Regions from separate parts of the Homo sapiens genome. Here region 2 is linked to region 1. A link is an interaction called in ENCODE POLR2A ChIA-PET data of the cell type or tissue named here. Cell type or tissue: PC-9. All regions are shown on one strand. Each heading gives the region's core, and the rest is flanking DNA. Links, peaks and the distances in the headings are about the cores only. Region 1 overlaps VMP1 (vacuole membrane protein 1). Region 2 overlaps VMP1 (vacuole membrane protein 1).

The links. ChIA-PET counts read pairs that join two places held together with the same protein. Peaks named below come from ENCODE experiments on the same cell type or tissue, not always from the same donor. Only the 100,000 strongest peaks of a DNase experiment are listed, where the experiment ranks them.
Region 2: POLR2A ChIA-PET joins it to region 1 with 6 read pairs; 20 of 35 experiments call an interaction of 5 or more read pairs at or near these places.

What each region holds. Positions count from the first base shown.
Region 1 is chr17:59,758,281-59,769,766 of GRCh38, forward strand. It overlaps VMP1 (vacuole membrane protein 1), which reads left to right. Exons shown (of 12, transcript NM_030938.5): 6 at 6,691-6,858. Among named protein-coding and RNA genes, the nearest start is that of VMP1, 56 kb to the left of the region's middle. RefSeq lists an enhancer at 10,036-10,537. In PC-9, for the core only: no CTCF peak of the experiment used is centred there; a DNase peak (open chromatin) is centred at 5,761; H3K27ac peaks cover 4,085 bases.
Region 2 is chr17:59,805,778-59,817,263 of GRCh38, forward strand. VMP1 (vacuole membrane protein 1) reads left to right here. Exons shown (of 12, transcript NM_030938.5): 8 at 3,019-3,099; 9 at 5,893-6,009. Among named protein-coding and RNA genes, the nearest start is that of MIR21, 30 kb to the right of the region's middle. In PC-9, for the core only: no CTCF peak of the experiment used is centred there; DNase peaks (open chromatin) are centred at 4,764 and 5,634; H3K27ac peaks cover 2,563 bases.

The DNA.
Region 1 (11,486 bases), core at 2,965-7,964:
TATATATTTGGCTCTTGCTGGGTGGTATTTTCTATGTTATTCAAATCTTCTGTGTCCATACAATTATCAGTGTAGTTGTTCTATCAATTAATGAAATATAGATGTTGACGTTTTCAACTATGTATGTGCCAGGCATGGTGGCTCACCTCTAATCCCAGTACTTTGGGAGGCCAAGGCAGGAGGATCCCTTGAACTGAGTTTGAGACCAGCCTGGACAACATAGGCAGACCCTGTCTCTACAAAAAATAGAAAAATTAGATGGGGCCAGGTGTGGTGGCTCACACCAGTAATCCCAGCACTTTGGGAGGCCTTGTTGGGAGAATCTCTTGAGCCCAGGAGTTTGAGACTAGCCTGGGCAACATAGGGGGACCCATCTCTAAAAATAACAAAAAAAAAATTATCTGGGCCAGGTGCGCCGGCTCACACCTGTAATGCCAGCACTTTGGGAGGTGTTGGTAGGAGGATCCCCTGAGCCTAGGAGTTTAAGCAACACAGGGAGACCTGTCTACAAATAATGAAAAAAAATTAGCTGGGCTGGGCACTCTGGCTTACACCTGTAATCCCAGCACTTTGAGAGACTGAGGTGGGTAGATCACTTGAGCCCAAGAGTTAGAGACCAGCCTGGGCAACAGGCAAAACCCCACCTCTACAAAAAATTAGCCAGGCGTGGTGGTGTACACCTGTAGTCCCAGCTACCCAGGAGGCTGAGGTGGGAAGATCACCAGAACTCTAGAGGTTGAGGCTGCAGTGAGCCAAGATCTTGCCACTGCACTCCAGTTTGGGTGATGGAATGAGAGACCCTGTCTCAACAACAACAACAACAAAATTAGTTGGTTGTGGTATCTTGCGCCAGCAGTCCCAGTTGGGTGGATCACCTGAGGTCAGGAGTTCAAAACCAGCCTGACCAACATGGTGAAACCACATCTCTACCAAAAATACAAAAATTAGCTGGGTGTGGTGGCGGGTGCCTGTAACCCCAGCTACTTGGGAGGCTGAGGCAGGAGAATTGCTTGAACCCCAGAGGCGAAGGTTGCAGTGAGCCAGGATCGTGCCATTGCACTCCAGCCTGGGCAACAGAGTGAGACTCTGTCTCAAAAAAAATAAAATAAAGAAATTTCTAGCTATAATTGGGGATTTGTTCATTTCTGTGTTCTGTCAGTTTTTGCTTTATGTATTTTCACACTCTGTTATTGGTTGTATACACATTTAGAATTGGTCTGACTTCCTGAGAATTAGACCTTTTATCATTTGTTCCTATGAATCTCTGTTAATATTCTTTGTCATTAAATCTACTTTGTCTAATATCAATTTAGCTACTTTATCTTTTTTATGGATTTTTTAAATGGTTTTTCTTTTCCCATTTCTTTACTCTTTCTTTTCTGGGTTCTTAATATTTAAAGTGGGTTTCTTATAGACAGCGTGTACTAATCCAGTGTGACAGTGTCTGCCTGAATTTATACATTTGGTCCATTTGCAATTAATGTAGTTATCAATATGATTGGGTTTAAGTCTACCCTCAAACTGTTTGTCATATCTAATTTTTCATTCCTTTTTCTTTTTTCTCTGCCTTCTTTTGGACTGAGGATTTTTTTGTTTTGTTTTGTTTTGTTTTGTTTTTTGGTGTTTTTTTTTTTTTTTTTTTTGGTATTGAATTTATTTGCTTGTTTGTTCTACTTCTTTTAAAATTTTTAGTGGTATAGCTAGGTGTAGTGATGCATGCCTGTGGTCCCAGCTACTCGGGAGGCTGAGGTAGAATCTCATGAGCCTGGGCAGTCAAGACTCCACTGAGCTGTGATCACACTACTGCCCTCCAGCCTGGGCAACAGGGTAGGACCCTTTCTCAAAAAAAAAAAAGAAAAAAAAAATTAGTGGTTGTCCTAAGGTTTGCAATATGCTCCATTAACTTACAGGGTGAACAATGAAGTATTGTTTTCTCATTTTGTATAAAATATAACAACCTTATAATAGTGTTCTTCATTTCCTCCTCCCATAATTTATAATTTATGCTTTAGTTGTCATACATTTTACTTCTTGTATATTTTACTTCCTCATATGTCGTAAATCCACAGTACTGTTTTGAAATATATTTTTTTGAAATATATTTTCCCTAGCTCCCAGATTCACAGGTATTTTTTTCTTTGACATTTTAAAGAAGTAATTCTGATGTCCTGTGGTTTGCATTATTTCTGATGAAAAGTCTGACCTATTTTTCCCTGTAGATGTTTTATTTTTATCTACTCTATTGTTTTTAAGACTTTTCCTCTTGTCATTGAATTATAGCAATTTCATTATGACATGATTGTGATGATTTTTAGCAGTTTGATTATGTTTTATTTTCTATTTTCTTTTTTCTTTTTTTGAGATGGCATCTTGCTCTGACGTCAGGCTGGAGTGCAGTGGCGCAATCTCGGCTCACTGCAATCTCCGCCTCCCGGATTCAAGCCATTCCCCTGCCTCAGCCTCCCGAGTAGCTGGGATTACAGGTGCGCACCACCATACCCAGCTAATTTTTGTATTTTTAGTAGGGATGGGGTTTCACCATGTTAGCCAGGATGGTCTCAATCTCCTGACCTCATGATCCACCCACCTTGGCCTCCCAAAGCGCTGGGATTACAGGCGTGAGCCACCATGCCCGGCCTATATGTTTTCTTTTCTTTTCTTTTTTGTGCTGGCATGCAGTGTTGAGATCTCAGCTCACCGCACCCTCTGCCTCCTGGGTTCAAGCGATTCTCCTGCCCCAGCCTCCCCAGTAGCTGGGATTATAGGCACTTGCCACCATGCCCGGCTAATTTTTTGTATTTTTAGTAGAGACAGGTTTCACCATGTTGGCCAGGCTAGTCTCGAACTCCTGACCTCATGATCCACCCACCTTGGCCTCCCAAAGTGCTGGGATTACAGGCGTGAGCCACCGCACCCAGCCCATGTGTTTTATTTTCTTTGTGTCGATCCTGACTGGATTTGTTCAGTTTCTTAAGTCTGTGGATTGATACTTTTCATCAAATCTGGGTCTGTTTCTATTGAGCAATATTTCTTTTGGTTATGAGTTATAATTTGCTGCTTCGCATATCTAGTAATATTATATTGAGTGCTAGTAATTTTTAATTGAATGCTAGATATGTAGTATTAAATTGTTGATTGTATGGATTTTGTCTTCCACTATAGAACATTGATGTGGGGGGAGGGTGAAGGGGACAATTAAGTTACCTGTGGATCAGCTTGATCTTTTTAAGACTTGTTTTAAACCCTGTTAGGGTCAGACTAGAGTAGCTTTCACCTTAGGACCAGAAGGAAAGGTCGTACCTACCCAGGCATGACCTTTCTGGGTTGAATGCTGAGTCTCTCTACTCTAGCTGGTTGATCACAAATGTTTCCCAGGCCTGTGTGAACTCTGGGAATTGGTCAGTTTACAAATCCCCAGTAATTATTCTTTTCCCAGTAGTTCTTGTAGTTCTTTGCCTGGACTTGTGGTCTCACCTTAGCATGCAATGCAGCTTTGTGTGCCAGAGTCTGAAGGGGACCCCTGTGCAGATTTCTAGAGTTCCTTCTCTGTGTAGCTTTCTCTTTTCTGGTATACTGCCTCATAAATTCTGACTGCCTCAGCCTTCTTGAATCCTGAACTCGTGAACCCCAATCTCATTCTCAACTCGGCAGGAGCAACATGCTTTGTTTGGGCTCTTGCTCTTTTGACCATGGAATTTTTGGCAGGCATGGAATGTGTCTACAGACAAGAAGCCAGAGTCAATGTATGGTTTCTTCATTTTTATCCCTTCTCTTAGTAATCAAAGCCCTGTACTGCCTGTAGTACAATGTCTAAAAAGAATTGTCCCATATATTTTGTCCAGTTTTCTAATTGTTTGCTATAGAAATGAAAGTCTAGTATCCGTTACTTCATCCGCCGTGAGACAGAAAACCTTCAGCCATAGACCAGGATCCCTAACCCATGCTCCCACAAGAGTTGGAACCTGCTGCTCAGTAAATATATAAATTTTATATCCTGTGGCAGGTTTTATCCAGTTAGGCTTTTCAATTAATACTATAGCTGTTTGGGTCTTTACCCTCTTGTTTCTTTGTTTAGTATGGTTAAAAATGTGACTCATATTTGCTACATTGTAGTGAGACTTGTAGTTTTTAGAAAATATACTTTAAAAGTAGTTTGAATTATGTGTAACTTTTAAAACTTTTAATCAAAAATTTTTTTATTTGAATTTTTCATATAAACATATTTTTTCATTCAAATCGGTTATATTTAAAAACCATTAAGCTAAAATGTTGAATAGAACTTGTGAGGTTTCCTATCACTTAATATAGTTTAAACTATGAACAAAGGACAAGAAACTGAGTTGTTAATGTTCATTTTGTCTGGGAACCACCACATCTGCCTCAAAGGCTGAGTAATCATGACTTACTAGTGTGGTTATGGAAAATATATGTCAGTTTAGTTGAGTGAATGAACAGACTTCTTTAGAAGAAAGAATTCTCAAATCAGAGACTTGAAAAAACATTCTCAAATCAGATTGTTGAAAATTTCCCTTTTCAGAATAACTAAAAATGAAAACTATAAAGAACTTTTATTTTATTGGATAATGTGTTTAATCTGTTAGGATACATTTTTTATATTTCTGGAATGCAAATATAGCTTTTTCTTTCCTATCTATCCCAGAAATCTCATTATTTTAGCTCCCAGAGCAATTTATTTTTGTTCACTTGAAATTCATTTCTAACTTTAGCTGTAGACTACCTGTAGCCAAAGAGGACAGTAACATGGGGACAGCATGGACAAACTCTTAAATTTTCTTCTTTTTCACTTATTGGCATTCATATGTCTCTTTTGTGTTTTCTAATAGTAAAGGTGGAAGTTACAGCTGATTTCTTCTTTTTTTTTTAATTATGTCTGATAGCTATAATTGTATGAGGAGAAATGTTTCACAAACTATGCAGTTATTCTGAATATCACAAACTTTGGGGTTTTTTTGTAGTATCACAAAATAATTCTTTTTTCCCCCAAGTGTGAAATCTCTTGTGTGCACCTGGCATTTAAAGAAATGATTGTAGATTTCATGGTTAATCATAAGTTTTCAAAAACCTAAGTAGTCAAAGTATTTTCAAAATCTTATATAATTATTTTAATACTTTAATATTTCTGCATTTCCAAGAATTAAAAGTCCCCAAAAAGAGGAACAAAGGCTAAAACTTCACATCGATTTTTTTGATCCAGAAAAAACTAATAATTAACTGATTCAGTTCCAAGGATTTCATTTTTTAGGTATTATTTTAACAGAAAATGCCGATTCTATTTAGAGATAAATATCACATATGTGTGAACAACTTTGTATATTAACATCAAACAAAATTTTATTATCTTGATAGTAGAATGTCTTAGTTTTATTTTTATCACTAGATTTTATGTACTTTGAACCACAGATTCTTTCATCAAGTGATCTTAAAATACTTTCTTATACACAGAGCCCACTTACTTTTCTGTGGGACTGTCTCATTTATGAAAAATCATTGGAGAAATCTTTAATAGAAACCTTCAGATTCAGAAATACTTGCACAATATAATTAGTAATAAAATCTCGTGTATATATATGTAAATAATTTTATTCTACAAATAAAGTATTTATCTTCATAATAGCTGATGGCTGCTAGTTACTGTATGCTAGAGGACATCTATCAACCTATGCTTAAGGGACCCAGGAATTTATATTTTAACCAACTCCCTAGTATGCAGACACCTCATCTTGTGCTTTTAGGAACCATTGTGTAAAACTCATTGATACTGGTTTCACAGTTACATTTTTGCTTTATGATCTCACTGGGAAAGGTTACATGAGGTGGTAGATCACCAGCTGTTTTTAAGTAAGGACGTAAAGTGATATTCTCAAATTGTGCCTAAAAGAACAGTGGCTCAGGAAGTTTTTTTTAATAAAAGGAATTATCTAACAAATGAGAAATATAGATAAATAAAATAAAAGTCAAGCAAGGAATTAGATCAGTGGTTGCCGGGGACTAGGACTTGAGGGAGGGAATTGGCCACAGAGGAACACAAGGGATTTTTTTTTATAAGGGATGGGGCCTTGTTCCGTTGTCCAGACTGGAGTGCAGTGGCACAATCATAGCCCACTACAGCCTCCAACACCTGGGCTCAAGCAATGCCTCCTACCTCCTGAGTAGCTGGGACTACAGGCACATGCCACAATGCATGGCTAATTTTTTAAATTTTTGTAGAGATGAGGTCTTGCTTTGTAGCCCAGGCTGGTCTTGAACTCCTGGCTTCAAGCAGTCATCCTGGCTCAGCCGCCCAAAGTGGTGGGAATACAGGCATGAGCTGCTGTGCCTGGCCAAGGGATCATTTTTGCAGTAATGGAAATGTTCTGTATCTTGATTGGTGTGGTTATATGGCTGAATATGTTCGTCAAAGCTAATTGAAATGTAGACCTCAAATAAGTGACTCATTATGTGTAAATTTTACCTCAATAAATCTGATTTTTTTTTAAGTCAACCAGGAAGAGATTCTGGGAAGGATTATTTTCTTCATATTACTAACTGCATCTTGAAATTATTTAGAATTATTTTTGTTCTTTGAAAGCTAAGATTTTTCTTACACAGTAATTAATATATTTTTAAAATAATGTGTATTGATAATTTTTTAATAGTTCTTATCAGAAGTTTCTTGTATTTGTTTTATAGGGTCCACATATAGCCTCAGTTACATTAGCTGCTTATGAATGCAATTCAGTTAATTTTCCCGAACCACCCTATCCTGATCAGATTATTTGTCCAGATGAAGAGGGCACTGAAGGAACCATTTCTTTGTGGAGTATCATCTCAAAAGTTAGGATTGAAGCCTGCATGTGGGTAAGATATGCATTTTCATATTTGTTTAAAACTAACCTCACCATCTTGATAGTGTGTGTACCTTATTGAAATGGAATCTAAACATATTCCTTGTCAGTAAATGATTCAGTCAGTAACCAGCTACCTACTTCCAAGGCAAAAGAAACCTTTTAGAGCATCTCCTATTCATGAATGGCATTGAGAAGAAAGGCATGAACCATATGTATCACAAAGCAACTGAGGCCAAGTAGACTCCAGCAGGGCAAGGGAGTACAGATGATGGAACCACAGTTGAGCCTTGAACCATGTGTGGGTTAGGGGTGCCAACCCCCTGTGCAGTAGGAAATCCACATATAACTTTTGACTCCCCAAAAACTTAACTGCTAATAGCCTACTGTTGAACGGAAGCCTTAATGATAAATAGTAGATTAACACATATTTTGTATGTGTTAATACAGTATTGTATACCATATTACAAAGAAAATTATAAGGGAAAGGAAATATATTTATTATTAATTAAGTGGAAACGGATCATCATTTCCACTCCATTTTCATGTTGAAGAGGCTGAGGCTGAGGAGGAGGCGGAGGGAAAGAAGGGGTTGGTCTTGCTGTCTTAGGGGTGGCACAGGCAAAGGAGGTGGAGGAGGTAGATGGGGAGCCATGAGAGGCACACCCATTATCACTTGTACTGGCACAGTTCAAATCCATGTTGTTCAAGGGTCAACTGTATACTACATTATAAAATTTGTTCTAGTATTTCTATACCTGATAAACTTTTAGAATTTATCTAAGAGTTATATAAAATATATATAAATATTAGATTGGTAATATATAGTTATATATAAATATTAGATTGGTAAATGTCATATGTCTTACTTTTTTTAATTTAAAATTTTACTTTTATTTATTTGGCAAATAAAAATTGTGTGTGTGTATATGTATGTATGCATTTATTTATTTATATATTTATTTACTGAGACAGGGCCTTGCTCTGTTGCCCAGGCTGGAGTGCAATGGCGCCATCTCGGCTCATTGCAGCTTCAACCTCCTGGGCTCAAGTGATCCTCCCGTATGTCTTACTTTTAGATTAAAATACTGTGCTCTGGCTGGGCCTGGTGGCCATCCCTGTAATCTCAGCACTTTGGGCGGCCAAGGCAGGCAGATCACTTGAGGCCAGGAGTTCGAGATCAGCCTGGTCAACATGGTGAAACCCTGCCTCTACTAAAAATACACAGATTAGCCGGGCGTGGTGGCGCATACCTGTCATCTCAGCTACTGGGGATGCTGAGGCATGAGAATTGCTTGAACCCAGGAAGTAGGGGTTGCAGTGAACCGAGACCCGCCACCGCTCTCCAGCCTGGGCTACAGAGCGAGACTACATCTCAACAACAACAAGAAAATATTATGTTCTTAGAGAACTCATTTCATTTTCTGAGTTATTATAATGCTAACTAAAGTAAGGTCAGACATTTCTTAATATAAACCAAGCCTTATTATAGTGAACGTATCAGGCTGTATGATCGTATATGGCAATTTTACTTTCAGTTGTTCCAGTTATTCTTTTTGTGGTTTGCTTAAGTTTATTTTACAAAATTCTTTGGACAGCATGTTAAGTGGCAGATGGATTCTAATCCACACAATTTTTTTTGTGTGCCTAAATTTTTTTTTTTGCTTTTTTTTTGAGACAGTCTTGCTCTGTCGCCCGGGCTAAAGTGTGGTAGCGCAATCTCGGCTCACTGCAACCTCTGTCTCCCAGGTTCAAGCAATTCTCCTGCCTCAGCCTCCCCAGTAGCTGGGATTACAGGCACCCGCCACCACGCTCGGCTGATTTTTTTGTATTTTTAGTAGAGACGGGATTTCTCCATGTTGGGCAGGCTGGTCTCGAACTCCTGACTTCAGGTGATCCACCAGGCGTGAGCCACCTCACCCAGCCCTGTATGCCTAAATTTATTCAGGCATCCGTAGGAATAATTCATGGGTTAAAGATTTCTTTTACCATTTGAGGTTTTTTTTTTTTTAACTCATTGGGATTTGTTATGTTCCTGTAATTTTTTCCCACTAACAATTTCTTAGGAAATTAAAGATTATGGAACAGATCACTTACAAATCTTAACTCATTAAAATGAGCATGAATACCATACCCTCAGGAGAAGCAGAGTTTTGAAACACAGTTAAGTGTTAGCAATTGTGTTCTGCTTTAAAAGAATTATAAAGGAAATACCATCATGTTGAATTTGTTGAATATGAAAGACAGGAAAAATTGTCATGTTTCCTGTTGCTCTTTTATAAACACTGGAAACAAATTTATTATACTAGTTGCATATGCTTTATAAATTTGATGACATTAGTCTTTTGATGAAAAAAATGTTAGAATAACAGAAGATACTTGGAACATGCTAGAAAAGGGACTTTGTATGTAAATTTGTCTTTTTTTCTTAATATTATACTTTTGTTCTTCAAAAATTATTTACATTGCTGGATTAACCTTAAGGCCAACAAATGAAAACCACTATCTCGGCTGGCTGTGATAACTGCCTCCTCCAAATTTCTGTAGTATATATTGTCTGTAGTGCTTATTAGGCCTGGCTTTACACATGCTTTAAATTAGTTAATTTGGCTGGTATGGTGGCTTTCTTCCCCAAATAATATTTAGGATCCTAAAAAATATTAAATATACCTTAAAAGTATTAGCATCATAGTAATCAGCATTAAGTTTTGCACATAGGGCTGGGCATGGTGGCTCACTCCTATAATCCTAGCACTATGGGAGGCCGAGGTAGGTGGATTTGAGACCAGCCTGGCCAACATGGTGAAACCCCATCTCTACTAAAAATACAAAAAATTAGCTGGGCATGGTGGCTCACACCTGTATTCTCAGTGACTTGGGAGGCTGAGGTAGGAGAATCACTTCAACCCGGGAGGCAGAGGTTGCAGTGAGCCAAGATTGCACCTCTGCACTTCAGCCTGTGCAACACAGCGAGACTCCATCTCAAAAAAAAAATTAATTAATTTTTTTGAAAAAGTTTTCCATGTAGTATAGGAATGTCAATAAATACTGATTAATAGGTCAAATGTTTGCTCTTCTTTCCTTCTTTGTAACTGTCTCGTTATATTAAAAATACAGCACACACTAAGTTATGTTTAAATTTGTTAATATTGTTCTCAACATTTACAAGGACAGTCTTCAACAAATGGTGCTGGGGACTGGGTGTAGTGGCTCACACCTGTAATCCCAGCACTTTGGGAGGCCAAGGCAGGTGGATCACCTGAGGTCAGGAGTTCGAGACCAGCCGGACCAACATGGTGAAACCCCATCTCTACTGAAAATATAAAACTTAGCTGGGCATGGTGGTGGGTGCCTGTAGTCACTGCTACTCGGGATGCTGAGGCAGGAGAATCGCTTGAACCCAGGAGGTGGAGGTTGCAGTGAGCTGAGATCACACCATTGCACTCCAGCCTGGGCGACAGAGCAACTCTCCATCTCAAAGAAAAAAAAACAAGGGGGATGCTGTAAAAACTGAATATCCACATGCAAAAGAATGAAGTTGGACCCTTACCTTACACCATATATAAGAATTAATTCACCGGGCGCGGTGGCTCACGCCTGTAATCTCAGCACTTTGGGAGGCCAAGGCAGGCAGAGCATGAGGTCAGAAGTTCAAGACCAGCCTGGCCAAGATAGTGAAATGCTGTCTGTACTAAAAATACAAAAAAAAAATTAGCTGGGCATGATGACAGGCCCCTGTAGTCCCAGCTACTTGGGAGCCTGAGGCAGGCGGCTCACTTGAGGTCAGGTGTTCAAGACCAGCCTGGCCAACGTGGTGAAAGTTCATCTCTACCAAAAATACAAAAATTATCCGGGTGTAGTGGCGCAGGTCTGTAATCCCAGCTACTCAGGACGCTGAGGTGGGAGAATTGCTTGAACCCGGGAGGCAGAGGTTGCAGTGAGCCAAGATTGTGCCACTGCACTTCAGCCTGGGCAACAGGGTGAGACTCTGTCTCCAAAAAAATATAAATAAATAAATAAAATGAAAACTTTTTTTTTTTTTTTTTAAAGACAGAGTTTCGCTCTTGTTGCCCAGGGTGGAGTGCAATGGCACAATCTCACTCACTGCAACCTCCGCCTCCCAGGTTCAAGTGATTCTGACTCAGCCTCCTGAGTAGCTAGGATTACAGGCATGCGCCACCATGCCCAGCTAATTTTTTTGTATTTTTAGTAGAGACAGGGTTTCTTGGTGAAAAAGATAGATTTTTTTAATTCCTGCTCTCCAGATTTTTATCATTAAACTTACATTTCTTAATATAAAAGCACCTTGCTGCAGATTTGCTTGTGAGTTCACTTGACAAAATGTTTTTTCCCTACCTCACCTGACAAAACTTTTTAAAAGTACAAATTCAGAATTTTTGTCTTTGAATAAATCTTTGAATGAATCTTTGAATAAAATTAGCACTCCAAGAAGATGCTGTGTTATCAGTTGGTTTGCATATTTTGTGCATATTAAACTCTTCTCTAGTTTAAGAAGGATTTAAGGGTAATAAATTTGTATGTAGTAGATGGTTTGGAGGAGAGCTTTCTGAATTATTGCTTGACTGTACATACCACTTATTTTGCAGTAAGGAAGCCAGTCATTCTCTCTCCTTAATTAAA
Region 2 (11,486 bases), core at 3,206-8,205, 48 kb after region 1:
TGTCTATTAAAGGTGACATTAATGCTGATAGAAAAATATTCCCACATATATCTGACTTGGAAAACTTATAAAAATTGTGCTGTCTTTAAAATAAAATTTGTATGCTTTTTTTGTTGTTTACTTTACCTTTTCTTGGCAATTGAATACAATCTTCCCTCTCTTAAAAGTGGATTTGCTATGAAAATTTTAAGGGCTGTAAAGGAAGGCATTTTCCTGATTTTATATATTTAATTCTTGTGCTATAGTAATTAAAATTTCATAACTAGTTTTTAATTTAATAGTATCTGTTGATACTTTAGACAATTAAAACATTTTTTACCAGTTTTTATTTAGTGCTTCAAATGGATTATAAACTTAGTAATTTGGGGACTAATTGTATAAATTGTTAAAAATAAATGGATTTTGCAGAAGGATAGGATTAGTGAAAAGGAGCAGTAAATAATAAAATGTAATAGAAATAGAAATGTAATTTGTTTTTAAAATAAGCTATATAGGAAAACTGATTGATTATATATTCTTATATGGTTTTAAATCAATAAAACTCAGTATTTCACATTTAATGCAATAGATGCTAAGAAAAAAATTAACCTTCAGCTAGAAATCTAAATAAAAATAGAAAATACCCTTTGCTGCAGTAGTTCAGTTGTTTAAAAATATTAAATCTGAGGCCTGGGGTGGTGGCTCAATGCCTGTAATCCTAGCACTTTGGGAGGCCGAGGTGGGAGGTCAGGAGTTCGAGACCAGCCTGACAATATGATGAAACCCCCTCTCTATTAAAAATACAAAAATTAGCCAGGCATGATGGCGGGCGCCTGTAATCCCAGCTGCTCAGGAGGCTGAGACAAGAGAATCGCTTGAACCCGGGAGGCAGAGTTTGCAGTGAGCCAAGATCATACCATTGCACTCCAACCTAGGCAACAAGAGTGAAAGTTTGTCTCAAAAAAAAAAAAAAAAATTAAATCTGATATAACTGATTTAGTGAAAAAGTAAGTCTAATCCCAAAAAGAAAAATTAATAATTATCTCTTTGGAAATAAATTATAAAATTGCTAAATTTTGTTGTAGAGTTTAGCTAATGATTAACTTTGAGAGCCTATGTATTTGGACTTGAAAGTGTTTATATTGACTGATCATATTTTTTTTTAATATAGTTTATTGGTTTGGTTTCTTTGACTTTCTCATCATCTTCAACAAGTAGAGTTAGGTTTTTTGTTTCTTTGCTTTAATTTCAGTATTAACTACTGTGGTAATTTGGTAGGTCTATTCTACACAATATTATTTGTCAAAATGTTTTTGTAAGTGGGGATACACAGATTCTGTGCCAATTAGAGAACTATATTTTTCAACTAGTTTGCTTTTCTGGCTTTAAACTTTGTTTCTCCTCTCTATGATAGATCTGTCCAGCTTCTTTTTTGTTTTTTTGTTTTTTTTTTTTTTTGAGACGGAGTCTCGCTCTTGTTGCCCAGGCTGGAGTGCAGTGGTGCGATTTCAGCTCACTGCAAACTCTGCCTCCCGGGTTTGCACCATTCTCCTGCCTCAGCCTCCCGAGTAGCTGGGACTACAGGCGCCTGCCAGCACGCCCGGCTAATTTTTTGTATTTTTAGTAGATACAAGGTTTCACCGTGTTAGTCAGAATGGTCTCGATCTCCTGACCTTGTGATCCGCCTGCCTCAGCCTCCCAAAGTGCTGGGATTACAGGCCTGAGCCACCGCGCCCGGCCGGATCTGTCCACCTTCTATATTCTCTTTATTGTCTTTTAGAAAGTTGAACTAAAGGCCGGGTGTAGTGGCTCATGCCTGTAATCTTGGCACTTTGGGAGGCCGAGGCGAGCTGATCACCTGAGGTCAGGAGTTCAAGACCAGCTTGACCAACATGGTGAAACCTCGTCTCTACTAAAAATACAAAATTAGCTGGGCGTGGTGGCAGGTGCCTATGATCCCAGCTACTGGGAAGGCTGAGGCGAGAGAATCACTTGAACCCAGGAGGCGGAGGTTCCAGTGAGCCAAGATCGCGCCATTGCACTCCAGCCTGGGCAACAAGAGTGAAACTCCGTCTCAAAAAAAAAAAAAAAAAAAGAAAGTTGGACTAAAGAGAGTGGAAGAGGTTCTATGATATGAAGACTTATTAATAAAGCATTTACACACATTCAAAAAATAAAGCATTTACACATTAGCTCATTTTTTGTCTTATGAACTATTTTCATTGGAATTTGGATTTGAATATATGCCATTTCAAAACCAGAAAATAATTAAAGTCAAATATTTGTAGCATCAACATGCCGAAAGAACTAGCCAGCCGAATGCATGTTTCAGCATGGGAGGAGGTAACAGAGTGAAGTAAAAAGCACTGATTTCACAGTCTGAATATTGAATCATGTCCTATCTTTGTCCCTAACTGACATTATGATCTTGATCACTTACCCTTTCTGGGCTGCAGTTTTGTGGTCTATAGATTGGTTATAATAATATCCACTATACCTACATACCAGAATCGAAGGCTCAAATAAAATCATGGTGAGAATGTTTTACAAAACTAGCACAAGCTGTGCAAATGTAGGATGTTCTTTTGCTTCTGGGATAATGAATGCTTACTTATTGCCACATAACTGTTTTTTCCATCTTCTGGCTAGTGATCGGCAGAGATGTATTCATGAAGTCTGGCAAATTATAGAAGAAAGGAAAAGGTAGATGTTGTAGGCCAGTGTTTCCAAAATAATAAATTGGTTCATGGTTAGTTTACAGTATTTTGTTAATCCCTAGAATATCCAGAGAGAATACTAAATTTAAATTTACAGTGTTTTGGTTTATTCTTAAAATGTGGTAAGAGCTTAACTTTAAGGATGTAATAGTCTATCATTATTTTACTTGTGTTTCAGTGAACAACCTACTGTAATTTTTTTCATCATTCATCTTATTAATCAGTGTCATCAGATTGGGAGATCTTTAATAAACTCTAGAAAGAACCATCTTTCCTTCTTTTCCTACTTCTCATTAATGTTTCTAAATTTGCCTTTTTACAGGACTTTGCCTCCCGGGCCAAACTGGCAGTTCAAAAACTAGTACAGAAAGTTGGATTTTTTGGAATTTTGGCCTGTGCTTCAGTAAGTGAATTGTATTAAAACAGAACTTTTACTAAGTGGTAGTGTTATATTTTGATCCATATATACTCCTGAATTAACAAAAGTGCTATCACTTTTATTGGGTATGTAATTTTGTGAATCATTCACCTTTTTTTTTTTTTAAGACGGAGTCTCCCTCTTGTCACCCAGGCTGGAGTGCAGTGGCATGATCTCGGCTCACTGCAACCTCCATCTCCTGGGCTCAAGCAATTCTCCTGTCTCAGCCTCCCTAGTAGCTGGGACTACAGGCATGCACCCCCACGCCTGGCTAATTTTTATATTTTTAGTAGAGGCAGGATCTCATGTTGCCCAGGCTAGTCTCAAACTCCTGGGCCCAAGTGATCCACCTGCCTCGGCCTCCCAAAGTGCTGGGATTACAGGCATGAGCCACTACACCTGGCCCATTCAACTTTTTTTTTTTTTTTTTTTTTTTTTTTTGAGACAAGAGTTTCACTTTTGTGGCCCAGGCTGGAGTGCAATGGCACAATCTCGGCTCACTGCAACCTCCACCTCCCGGGTTCAAACGATTCTCCTGCCTCAGCCTCCCAAAGTAGCTGGGATTTCAGGCGACTGCCACCACACCCAGCTAATTTTTTTTTTTTTTTTTTTTTTTTTTTTTTTTTTTTTTTTGAGACGGAGTCTCGCTCTGTCGCCCAGGCGGTAGTGCAGTGGCGGGATCTCGGCTCACTGCAAGCTCCGCCTCCCGGGTTCACGCCATTCTCCTGCCTCAGCCTCCCAAGTAGCTGGGACTACAGGCGCCCGCCACTACGCCCGGCTAATTTTTTGTATTTTTAGTAGAGACGGGGTTTCACCGTTTTAGCCGGGATGGTCTCGATCTCCTGACCTCGTGATCCGCCCGCCTCGGCCTCCCAAAGTACTGGGATTACAGGTGTGAGCTACTGCACCCAGCCCAATTCAACTTATTAAATGAGCTGTTTTCTGTTGAATAGGTTCACATCTTGTTTATTGGCTTTTAAGTATTTCATCATGTAGTGATGACTTCAGACCTAAATGGCTTAAATCAGTAAGAATAAAAGAGACAAAATCCATTCTTCCAATGAAGAATATACTACATTTAACCAAATTAAACTACATTTAACCAAATAAGGATGACTTCATTCTTTCCTCAAATTTATAGATAAGAAGTCTTTTTCCAAAGTTTCAAGTATTAGTTACAAGGAAGAATTTATATAAAACCTGTTTAAAGCGATGTTAGCTCAGGGCTACTCTGATTTACGTATCTTAAATCCTTTTTTTGTGTTTGTTTTTCTTTTTTTGAGACAGAGTCTCCCTCTGTCACCCAGGCTGGAGTGCAGTGGCGAGATCTTGGCTCACGGCAACCTCCACCTCCCAGGTTCAAGCGATTCTCCTGCCTCAGGCTACCCAGTAGCTGGGATTACAATCATGCACCACTACACCCAGCTAATTTTTGTATTTTTAGTAGAGACAAGGTTTCACCATGTTGGCCAGGCTGGTCTCGAACTCCTGACCTCAAGTGATCTACCCACCTCGGCCTCCCAAAGTGCTGGGATTATAGGCATAAGACACTGCGCCCAGCCTACATATCTTAAATACTTTAAATTCATTTTCATTTCAACATGAGTTGGAACCTTATGATAAAGGAAAAAAAAGTTATAACTCATAGAATTATGAGAGTCACATGAGCAAATATAACAAATAGCAGGTGTGATGCTGTGTAAATGATATTATTATATGGTTGTAAGAGATGAAATAATCCTAAAGCATTTGAATTTGGATGAGAAAAACAAAAATGAGTCATTGAATCCAAGTGTTACTAACAAAGGAATACTTGAATTCTAATTTAGTCATGTCTTTTTTAAAGATCATATGTGACAAGTATTTTTTAAATAACTAGGCTTTTCTTTCAAAGTTCAAAAATGAAATTATATAAATTAATTGGCTTATTAATGGTTCAGCCAACAGCCACAAGGTCAGAGTACTTTCATAGGAGAAGAAGGGATGAAGTGCTCAAAAACAGCTTGTGGCTTCTTTGCATTTTTACATGAAATGTCTTTTAGCATTCTTAAAATGTGGGAATGTTTGGGAAAGGTATTTGTTGTGAATTACTTCTTTGTCTGGGACTGAGTATTCAAAACATCTGAATCTGTGTGATCTCATATTTCCACACTTGATCTTCTTTATAAATTGTGTCACATAGCCCTCAGACTTGGTCTCTCGTAAAATAAAATACAAATTATTAATATTTTATGTTGAGAATAACAGCACATCCACCCATAAATGTATTTGAGAATTTATTAAAATATTTGCTAATGATATGAGTGCTTTCCAGATAATATTCACATTTCAAGCTAAAGATTTTAGAACCCTAACTGCTGAAACAATCTTAAGGCTCTTTCTTCACTCATACCTCACCTTAGAAAACAGCCACCAAATATCCAGGAATCAACTGAACGGGATTAAATTCCTGCAGGTCCACTTACTTTATCCAGTTCTCATGTGATGGGCACACACACAAACACACACACAGTGCCTTAGCCATGAGTAATATAAGCAAAAGGACACCTTGGTTTGCTGTGAGCAGATTGAACACCTAAGGTGAATATGAGACCCAGCTTCTAGACACATTAGGATGTTTGCCTAACCTCCTTTTGAACAATCCAGTAGTGATCAAGGAACCCATATATTGCTTTGCAGTGTAAGCAGGCTGAAAGCAGAATACCACATATCAATGGGTGATAAAATTAAATTGTTCTTTGGATTATAATATGGAAGTCCTTCTTTTTCTCTCTATAGATTCCAAATCCTTTATTTGATCTGGCTGGAATAACGTGTGGACACTTTCTGGTACCTTTTTGGACCTTCTTTGGTGCAACCCTAATTGGAAAAGCAATAATAAAAATGCATATCCAGGTAATTATACCCCCTGATTCACTGCCTAATGATGATGAACCCATTACAAGACAATGAAACATGCTCATTCCTAAGTGAATTATTTAGTTATTCTTTCTGCTTTTTTGGTTGGTAGCTTACTTAGGTAATACCACATAGAATGTCATTTGGAATTAGTGATCTCCTTGTTTTCTTTCTTTTCTTCTTTCTTCCTCCCTCCTTCCCTTTCTTCCTTCTTTCCTTCCTTTCTCTCTTTCTTTCTTTATTTTTTGTCCTGTTTAACTATTTATCCAGGACTTTCACCAAACAAAAATAGTGTTTGTGTGCAGAAAGATGCACATCATTTTTATATACACAGCCCAAAAAATGTAGTTTTTTGTTTGTTTTGTTTTGTTTTACCAACCACAAGCTGAGAGAATATTGCCATTCACTAATTCTTACTTTCTTTCACATACTCTATATATATAGAGTGTGTAAAGCAGTTCCTCCCATGTTACCAATATCCTTTACCGAAAAACAGCCAGATGTTAGTGTGGGAGGAGAATGGGGAAGAAGAGGGTCTCTGAAGAGGCGAGGAGATGTGGGTTGTGGTCAGAGAAGTGAGAATCTGCTAGTCCTCAAAGCCACTCTTAACAAAATCTTTAGGATGGAGGGTGTGTGCATGTGTATGTGTGTGTGCACACATATATGAATAGAGAGGAGAGAAAAGGTTAACAATTTAAACGAAGGGAAAATGGATATGTGCTTCTAGAACTGTGATATGAATTACTTCCTTCTAAGGGCAGATCTCAATAGAATAAAATAAAAATTAACCTGGAAAGAATTTGTTTTATATCAGTATGGTTTGTAACAAAGAACGTTATTAACCAAAAGAAAGGAAAGAACAACCAAGCGTGGTGGCTCACGCCTGTAATCCCAGCACTTTGGGAGGCTGAAGTGGGCAGATCATGAGGTCAGGAGATCGAGACCATCCTGGCCAACATGGTGAAACCCTGTCTCTACTGAAAACGCAAAAATTAGCTGGGCGTGGTGGCGCACGCTTGTAATCCCAGCTACTTGGGAGGCTGACGCAGGAGAGTCTCTTGAACCTGGGAGGTGGAGGTTGCAGTGAGCCAAGATCACGCCACTGCACTCCAGCCTGGCAACAGAGCAAGACTCTGTCTCAAAAAAAGAAAGGAAAGAACAGTGAAGTTCTCTGCCCTTGTATGATTCCATGATAATTACAAGTGTGTCTATCCCCAAAGTTTCTATGTTAATACCTCTCTACTTCCAGTTCTTAGAAGGGAAGAATGAAACAGGAAAACTTCGGCTGCTTCTACTTATCCAGTTTATAATCTTAGATTTTGGCATTTGGGTCAAGTTTATTGCGTCTGTCCTCTATTTTCCTGCCATAATCACTCAGAATTTCATGATGTTTTTCCTACTTCAAAGAATATATTTCCTCCCATTTAAATTAAGTATTTTGTTCAATCAACGAACACAGGTTTTTTAATATTACAGTGCTAGTTACTATGGTTAAGATTTAATACTGGCCAGATGCGGTGGCTCACACCTGTAATCCCAGCACTTTGGGAGGCCGAGGCGGGTGGATCACCTGAGGTCGGAAGTTCCAGACCAGCCTGACCAACATGGAGAAACCCTGTCTCTACTAAAAATACAAAATTAGCCGAGCGTGGTGGCGCATGCCTGTAATCCCAGCTACTCAGGAGCCTGAGGCAGGAGAATCACTTGAACCTGAGAGGTGGAGGTTGCGGTGAGCCGAGATCGTGCCATTGCACTCCAGCCTGGGCAACAAGAGTTTGTCTCAAAAAAAAAAAAAAAGATTTAATACCATACAGGATTTTTTCAAATAATAAAATATGGTGAATAATAAATTATTTTCAATGTATCTGAAAATAGGTTTTTCTTTAATCTTTAGAGTTGTTTCTAGAAGAGAGCTGTCATTTAGCTTCTTGCAGTCCTTAATACCTAAGGAAAAATAACAGATTATTTTATTTCATAACAAGAACTTCTCTAGTAATCCATAAGTTTTATGTGTCCTGCTTTATACCTCTTGAATGCAGTGCCTTTCTATAAATTATAGTAAAACGTATTATGCCATAAGTACCCTATCTGTAGTGGTAAGATATGCAACTTATCAGACCTTTCATTTCAGAAAGATTTAAAACTAGTATATATTTAAACATACTCAGATTTTTTCAATTTATGATGATTGATTGATTGATTGATTTTTGAGATGGAGTCTCTCTCTGTCACCCAGGCTAGAGTGTGGTGGCGTGATTTCAGCTCACTGCAACCTCCGCCTCCCAGGTTCAAACGATTCTTTTGTTTCAGCCTCCAGAGTAAGTGGGACTACAGGCGCATGCCACCACACCCAGCTAATTCTGTATTTTTAGTAGAGATAGGGTTCACCATATTGGCCAGGCTGGTCTCGAACTCCTGACCTCATGATCTGCCCGCCTTGGCCTCCCAAAGTGCTGGGATTACAGGCATGATCCACTGCGCCTGGCCGATGAGTGATTTTTTTATGGAACTTCACACTTTAAAGCACTTATCTATATGATTTAATTCTTATAATCCTGGGATAGAGGAATTACTATACCCATTTTGTAATTCTCAGAGGTAGGGAGGTTAATAAGTAATAGTTGCTTAAGAGAGTAAGTAACAGCTGGAATTTGAACCCAAGTCTTTTGACTTCAAGTTCAGTGTTCTTTCCATTCTTTTGCATTGCCTTCTTAACTTTAATGTATTGATATGATTAAGGAAACTGAATTGTTTAATGCCTGCTATTGATCAGGACCTGTGCAAGGTAATTTGCAGTAGTTATCTCATGGCAGACAATCTTGAGAGGTTGTTATTAACCACATTTCATAGATGAGGGAACTGTGTTAGAGAAGGTAAAATACTTGCCTAAGGCCCTAGAATCCAACCAAGCTCTGTAAAGATAAAGCTCTTTCCCTGTATCTATGTGGAAGCAAAAAAGAAAAAGAAAGCTAAAATCCATTTATGTTTCTGAAAGGAAAGAATCTGAGTTCCTTCACTAAACTAAGACCGTGGGATATGTTTGCTGTGTTCCATCGTATCATAGTGACATGCTTTGTAAAGGCATGTCACTTGATGTACATCCAGATGTAGCTTAGGGTAACAAACATTTCTCATTCTGTGGGTAAACAATATTAGTAATATAAACATTTTAACCATTCTGAAATAATAGTGGGAAAGCCACACACACACCGATTTTTTTCTACCCTAATAGTAAACCTGTCTCCTTGTCTGCTTTTCTTTCTTCCCTTTTTCCTCAGCTTAAAATTAGACAACCTTCTTTAATAAATATTGCTATTTTTATTGATGTCTTCCTCTTAACCTTCCCCTAAAAGATTCAAATCAATCTACCTATAATGTTAGATCAGATTTCCCCTTCCACTGCACAGAGTCAAGTACTCTGTCTGTAGAAGTATCCTTAGATAGGAAAAGGCATGAGAAGAGTATCTTTTTAGAAAAAATTTTTTAAGAAGTAGTATCCTTAGAGACATTACCTTTGTCCCAAATAATTAAGAAAAGCAACATACTCATTCATGTTATTTCATGTACCATTTAACTTACTTATTGTACCCTTAAAATACATCACTGTTCTTTATCTCTCTACCTTCACACTCACCAGCACACACACAGTATTATAAACTCCCAGGAGGGCAGAGATTTTTGTCTGTTGGTTCACTGATGTATTATAATGCCTAGAATAGCATCCAGGAGATAGTAGGCACTCAATATTTAATAACTGAATCTGTCTTAAGATTCTTCTTTCTGGCCGGGTGCGGTGGCTCACGCCTGTAATCCCAGCACTTTGGGAGGCCGAGGCAGGTGGATCACAAGGTCAGGAGATCGAGACCATCCTGGCTAACACGGTGAAACCCCGTCTCTACTAAAAAAAATACAAAAAAATTAGCTGGGCATGGTGGCGGGCGCCTGTAGTCCCAGCTACTCAGGAGGCTGAGGCAGGAGAATGACGTGAACCAGGAGGCGGAGGTTGCAGTGAGCCCAGATTGAGCCACTGCATTCCAGCCTGGGCAACAGAGCGAGACTCCGTCTCAAAAAAAAAAAAAAAAAAAAAGATTCTTCTTTCCAATGAAGGACTTCTTTTACAGATGGTTCCATCTTTGTTCATTCTAGCACAATTAGTTTCTCCCTCCCATGTCTTTTTTCCTCCTCCTCTACCCTTTCCTTTGTTTCTTCTATGCATGTGGTTAAGAGGGCTCTTCCGTGGTCTGTGCCTTTTATTTATTTTGTAGAATTCCCACTCAGACCTCCTGCCTGAAAGACTAAGACATATGTTCTTAAATGTGTGACACATTTTTTGTCTAACCCAGAACAGTGACTTTTCAAGCTGCTACATACAAAAAGAAAATCTTGTTTTGCTGTTTTGCATTGAAATTGTGCAATTATTTAGGCATTGGCTTATTTTGATTGTTAAGAAATGATAGTAGGGAAAGTTCATGGTGATGAAATCACTGGAAGGCAAGAACTACTAGCTCTGTTGATTAATAAAAGATTTATAGCTCTAAATAACTGGTTTTTGGTATAGACCCCCTGCTTTTCTTCACAAATTATCTGTAATAATAGCCTTGCTAGCTTCATAATATTCACATACCAATTGTATACCTTTGCCTTATTAGTCTTCTTGCCAGAAATAATGTACGTTAGTCTAACCTGTCCAGGTTCCTGAGATTCATAGTGAGTGGATAAAAAGAAGACTACTGTTGGCTGGGCACAGTGGCTGACGCCTGTAATCCCGCACTTTGGGAGGCTGAGGTGGGCAGATCACGAGGTCAGGAGATCGAGACCATCCTGGCTAACACAGTGAAACCCCATCTCTACTAAAAATACAAAAAATTAGCCGGGCATGGTGGCGGGCGCCTGTAGTCCCAGCACTTTGGGAGGCTGAGGCAGGTGGATCACCAGGTCAGGAGTTCGAGACCATCCTGGCCTCCTGGCCAGCATGGTGAAACCCCATCTATACAAAAAACACAAAAATTTGCTAGGCGTGGTGTCGTGCGCCTGTAATCCCAGCTACTTGAGAGGCTGAGGTAGGAGAATGGCTTGACCCTGGGAGGCGGAGGTTGTAGTGAGCCAAGATGGCGCCACTGCACTCCAGCCTGGGCAACAGAAGGAGACTCCGTCTCAAAAAAAAAAAAAGAAAAAAGAAAGAAAGAAAAAAAAAAAGGGCCGGGCGCAATGGCTCATGCCTGTAATCCCAGCACTTTGGGAGGCTGAGGCAGATGGATCACTTGAGATCAGGAGTTCAAGACCAGCCTGACCAACATGGAGAAACACCATCTCTACTAAAAATACAAAAAAAAATTAGCTGGGCATGGTAGCGCATCCCTGTAATCCCAGGTACTTTGGGAGGCTGAGGCAGGAGAATCGCTTGAACCCGGGAGGCGGAGGTTGCGGTGAGTTGAGATCACGCCATGGCACTCCAGCCTGGGCAACTGGGCAAT